Linked DNA regions of Homo sapiens: region 2 is linked to region 1. Evidence: chromatin loops called from intact Hi-C (ENCODE). Cell type or tissue: K562. All regions are shown on one strand. Each heading gives the region's core, and the rest is flanking DNA. Links, peaks and the distances in the headings are about the cores only.

Region 1 (2,927 bases), core at 269-2,768:
TAAGTACATACATTCTCTCTAGGTACAGGCTTATTTTTAAAATTTGAATTTATTTTAAAATTAAAGAATACAACCTTATTCTAACCAGTTAAGCAATTTAGAGGTTTATGAACTTTTTATAGTCTCCTTCTCAAATCTTTCTCCAATATTTCCTCGAATCTGCATCCCTCAAAGTAACTGATGTTATCAGTTAAGTTACTGGTTTTATAGAAATATCAGTGGACACTCAATGAATTACTATTTGCATTATTTATTTATTTATTTATTTATTTATTTATTTTTGAGATGGAGGTTTGCTCTTGTTGCCTAAGCTGGAGTGCAATGGCACGATCTCAGCTCACTACAACCTCTGCCTCCCAGGTTCAAGGGATTCTCCTGCTTCAGCCTCCCGAGTATCTGGATTACAGGTGCGCACCACAATGCCTGCCTAATTTTTTGTATTTTTAGTGGAAACGGGGTTTCACCATGTTAGCCAGGCTGGTCTCGAACTCCTGACCTTAGGTGATCTGGCCACCTTGGCCTCCCAAAGTGCTGGGATTACAGTCGTGAGCCACCGCGCCTGGCTGCATTTCTTAATTTTTATAGACTACGCTTCACACATATATAATCTGGAAAAGGTAAACTCTGCCTTTCCAAAACTTAAAAAAAAATTAGTATATATTATCATTTGTTTCTTGAGGAGGTAAAGGTGAAAGGAGTTGGGGTTAGTTCCAGTTACATTGACTGTGGATGAATGAAACATAAATATATGCTAAATTTACAGGTCAAACTGAATGCATATGTGCACTTTTTCCTGGTGAGAGGATTAAAAAGTGGTCTAACCCTAAATATTAAAACTAAATACTGATTTACTAAGTGGCTTTACATTAAGCGACTCGACTACTTTTTATTTTTTTTATTTATTTTTTGAGATGGAGTCTTACTCTGTTGCCCAGGCTGGAGTGCAATAGCGCGATCTCGGCTCACTGTAACCTCCGTCTCCCAGATTCAAGTGATTCTCCTGCCTCAGCCTCCCGAGTAGCTGGGATTACAGGCATGTGCCACCACGCCCCAGCTAATTTTTTAATTTTTCGTAGAGACGGGGTTTCACCATGTTGGTCAGGCTGGTCTCAAACTACTGACCTCAGGTGATCCGCCCATGTCGGCCTCCCAAAGTGCTGGGATTACAGCTGTGAGCCACCGTGCCCGGCCTCGACTACTTTACTTTAAAAGTTCACTTGTATCGTACTTTCCTGCCAGTTTTTACTCAGCATCTGCCATCTACTTCTTGTAGATATAAAAAAACTTATTAAGTCTAGATTGTAAAATCATTGTGGCCTATGTATTTCTACTCTATAGTCCCACACATTCGAAATTGAGGTTTTTAGTTACCTTCTAATAGAGTCCAGTCAATATCCTGGTTCTCTGGCTTAGTTAGTGCTGGGTATTTATTAAACAGGTTAGCCACGAAAGCTAAGTTGAGTTTGGGGTTTCCACTGACAACATCAGCAGGGGTAACAAACTGTCTGCAACCTAATTTATCTGCTTGTTGAAGCATACTCTCAGCTCTCTTCAAATCATCTGTTTCCTGTTGAAACAAAATCGGAAGACTTTGTCAAAGGCCACACTAAAAATATAGAAAATTTCCCCACTGTCATAGTCTGGGTATACAGTTCTACTTTCTTTTAGCTAACATATGGTACTTATTATAAAATTGTTTTGAATGCAAAAAAAAAGGTTGGCCCTCTTGGAGATGCAGTACCTGTAATATACACTAGATGGCGCCAGATCACACAGCAAACTACTGAGTACATTTAACTAAATTGCATTAAGAAAGAAGTTACGTAAAAGGTTGGGGGAAACTCCCAGATTTTGTTTGAAAATCTGTAGAGAAAAATATACATTCACCATCTTCACTTTCTCTGGTTCCACTTTTCCTTTTTTCCTTCTCAATAGGAAAACAGCTTCAATTGTCCTTTTAAGCCACCTCAAGTTAAATATTCAGATATTTTCAGTAGAATTATGTTAAAATTTTTTTTCAAATGTACTTTATCTACAATGAATCTCAATTAATTATTAAATGTGAAAGGGTATTAACTGTAGTCCTACTTAAGTCTCCTTTAGAAAATGGTGTTCATTTTCTGTAAATTGTGGGTTCATTCTCTTCAACCTGGCTTATTTTATTTTATTTTGCTGATTTACTACTTTCTGCTTTGGAGTTTCTCCTTTTTTCTACTGGCTCTCAGCTGAACTTCACTGAGGCTTCTGGGTACTGTGCATTAAGTCAATGAGCTTCATGACAGAGTGGACTCCTTGGAACCCTGGAACCTCTGGGGCTGTGTTATGCAGCAGAAGGAACTAGAAAGGAGGGCACTGCTGGAGAGCGAGCTAGAGAGAGAGGAAGTTGTGCTGAGCTGTGGAAGTAGGCTTCCCTGGCTGAGGGAGAAGACAGACACCTTCATTCATGTCATGCTCAAATCCCAAGGGAAATGCTTGTGAACTGTTGCTTGAATTGAAGAGAAGCAGAGAATCTATTTCCACTGATTTCTTTTGAGCGTAGGGAGAATGGTGGAAGGCAAGACCAAGGATTAATCTCAGGGAATTGAAGGATTAAAAAAGTTAGGACGAAAGGAAGGGATTTTTTCCATTACAAAGACGAAGAGAAAAAAGTTAAATTGAAATAAAAAACAGGTAAAACTGTTCAGAGTTAAAATTAGGCCTTGGTTGGACGTGGTGGCTCACGCCTGTAATCCCAGCACTTTGGGAGGCCGAGGCAGAAGGATTGCTTGAGCCCAGGAGTTCGAAACCAGCCTGGCCAACATGGCGAAACCTCGTCTCTTAAAAAAAAAAAAAAAAAAAAAAGACCCTAAAGAAGGTGTAAAGCTGAAAAAGATGAAGGACACTGAAAACCATGAGAACAGCATGAGCAAAGGCACCTGGGTGGTGGT
Region 2 (2,927 bases), core at 125-2,624, 420 kb after region 1:
GCTTCTCATTTACAGAAAAAAAAATACCTTACACGCCAGGGAACCATTTAATGTAATTAAAGAAAACTGTATAAGCCAATTTAATAACAATGTAAGTTTATGTTTACTCTCACTTTCAGCTAGTGCACTCAATCTGCTAAAGGTCAAACTGTAATGTTTAATCTTTACATTTCTCTTGTTTCATGTAAATAGATAGCATTCCATTAACAGAATACCTGTCAATGGACTGTAATGGATAATTCAACAGTAGATATTTTCTAATGTATTTTTTATATCAAATTCTTTGAGGAAAAGTTTTTTCCAAATAGGAAAGTAAGTTCTTTCCTTTTCAGGAACACTTGATTCTGTGTAGTCTTTTCTAATTTGTGACAGAGAATGTTGTCACTTTATTTTTAGATTAATTACTTGTCTCAGTAGAATATTAGAGATTCAAGGTGACAAGAGACAGGTATAAGATAACTGTGACATAAACTTTTCTTTGAACCATATGGAGATGAACTGATTCTAGAACATTTGTGAATTTGGATTTCACTCAGAAATGGCTTTTTGTTAATGATTATGTTCCTAAGAGAATCTAGTATGTATAGTCTAGAGTTTTTCACTTCTTAAAAAAATAATTGCAATACGTAAATCCTTAGTATTTTGAGCTACTTGGTTGGGGATGTCTATGTCAATGGGAAATAATTACATTTAAAGGTTTTTGTGAATTAGAAATAGTAAATTAAACATAGATGACTGTGTCCTTAAACTACCTTAATGAGTATGTAAGAATGGATTTGTCATATAGATATTTTGTAAAGGTTGTAAAGTTGCTGCTTTCAGTGAGTTAATGATTTCATAATGGTTTAAAATAAGAACTCATATACCTATTATATCCTAGATCAGTAGTTCTCATTGTGGGGAAGGGTAGGGTTGGAGAGGTTGCCTCCAGAGGATATTTGACAGTATCTGGAGACTTTTTTTTTTTTTTTTAAGAGACAAGGCCTTGCTATGTTGCCCTGGCTATGTTGCCTGGGCTGGAATATAGTGGCTGTTCACAGGCTCTAACTCGGGGGCTCAAGTGATCCTCCTGTCTCAGCCTGCTGAGTAGCTTGGACTATAGTCCTGCAGCACCACACCTGGCTGAAGACATTTTTGATTATCACAATTTGGGGGTTGCTACTGACATCTAGTGGGTAGAGGCAAGGGATGCTGCCAAGCATCCTACATTGAAAAGGACAGCCCCATACAACAAAGACTTAACTTGTCTAAAATGTCCATGGTGCCAAGGTTGAGAAACCCTGGGTTAGAGTAAGATAAATGGAAAGTGCAGCATAGGTTCAAAGAGGGAGGGATAACATTTGATTTGGTCGTTTGAACAGCAGAGGGGGGCTTTATAAAGAAGTTGGAGGATTGGCCTTTAGAGAGGAGGCATCAGATTTTATAGTTATTCTTAGATGGAGGAAACTACATGAATGCTGATATCTCAGAGTCTCCTCAAACTCAATATGTCAAATAATGAACTCTCGTTATTCACCCTAGGCCCCCTTGTCACCCAGATCTAAAACTTGGGAGTTATTCTCCACTCTTCCCTTTCCCTCAGCCTCTATATCTAGTGAGGGACTAAGGCCTGTTGGTCATAACTCTTTGAATAGCTTTCAGATCAGTTTCATTCCTTTCTATTCTCAATGTCATTGTTCAGATTCTCCTCTATTCCTTACCTTTAACTGGACCTGTCAGTAGTTTTCTAAATGATCTCTCTGTCTCAAGTTTTCTTCAACTTAAATTAGTTAGTCCTCCACACTGTAGCTAAACCATTCTTTCTAATATGCAAATCTGATTGTCATGTGTTACTAAAACAATGTTACTAAAACACCTTCAAGCCAGTAGCCAGTTTTCAAGCCGTACGTTTCAAAATCTTATTTCCTTATTCCTTGTTTTGAACATTAAAAAAAGTAATACATACACTATGTTTTATTTAACTGTGGTAATTTTTATATTTTATTAGTTAAAATTAAATTGCTAAGATTCATCCAAATTGTTATGTAAAACTGTGGTTCATTCTTTTGGATGGCTGTGTTATCTTGCATCATGTGAATATACCATCTTTATTCACTTTCTCACTGATAGCCATTTTCATTCCCCCCTCCTCCTTTTTCTCTTGGGAATAGCACTACTATCATTATTATACATGTCTCTTGTACTTGTGCAAGGATTTCTCTTGTGTATATACTTGAAAATGGAATTGCTGGGTTGTATAGTATGTCAGTGTTCAAACCGATTTATCATTTCTGTTTCCATTGACATGTATAGGAGATCCTATGAATCTATGTGCCCTCCAAAACAGTACTGTCAAATTTAAAAATTTTGACCAAGTGTGTTTAAAAAGGTATTTCGATGAAGTCTTTCTTGATTTACATTCCCCTGATCACGAATGATGTTAACCTTTCTTCAGATGTCTGTTGGTCATATGTCTTTCCTGTACTGTGAAATAGCTTTTCATTTATTTTGCCCATTTTCTGTTGGTTGGTTGTCCTTTTTTAAAAAATAGAATTCTATGGGTTTAAAAAAATACTCCTTATACTAATCATTTGTTTTGTATATTTTGAATATCTTGTTTATAACTTGCCTTTTTGCTCTTTGAGGGGTGTTTTGATGGACAAATTTGTAAATTTTAATACAGCCAAATGTATCAATCTTGAATTTTGTAGTCAATGATTTCTGTGTCCTGTTTAAGAATATGTAAAATATATTCATCTACATTTTTTACTAAGAGTTTTAGTTTTGTTTTTGGTATTAAAGTTCTTAATTCATATGGAATCGATTTTTATGTATAGCACGAGGTGGAGTTCCATGTTCCTGTTTTTACATATGGATTATCTTTTTTCAGATCCATCCTTACCTATGTTGGGGCTCAGAAAACAATACCCCCAAATGAAGGCCTCAGC

What was found. Peaks named below come from ENCODE experiments on the same cell type or tissue, not always from the same donor. Only the 100,000 strongest peaks of a DNase experiment are listed, where the experiment ranks them.
Region 2: it touches region 1 in a loop (3-fold over the local background); 9 of 110 quality-filtered maps call a loop at or near these places.

The regions. Positions count from the first base shown.
Region 1 is chrX:115,641,953-115,644,879 of GRCh38, reverse strand. PLS3 (plastin 3) reads right to left here. Exons shown (of 16, transcript NM_005032.7): 10 at 1,372-1,567. Among named protein-coding and RNA genes, the nearest start is that of PLS3-AS1, 81 kb to the right of the region's middle. In K562, for the core only: a CTCF peak has its summit at 1,749 (motif pointing right); no DNase peak of the experiment used is centred there.
Region 2 is chrX:115,225,339-115,228,265 of GRCh38, reverse strand. All of the region lies in intron 1 of LRCH2 (leucine rich repeats and calponin homology domain containing 2), which reads left to right. Among named protein-coding and RNA genes, the nearest start is that of LRCH2, 7.3 kb to the left of the region's middle. In K562, for the core only: a CTCF peak has its summit at 1,173 (motif pointing left); no DNase peak of the experiment used is centred there.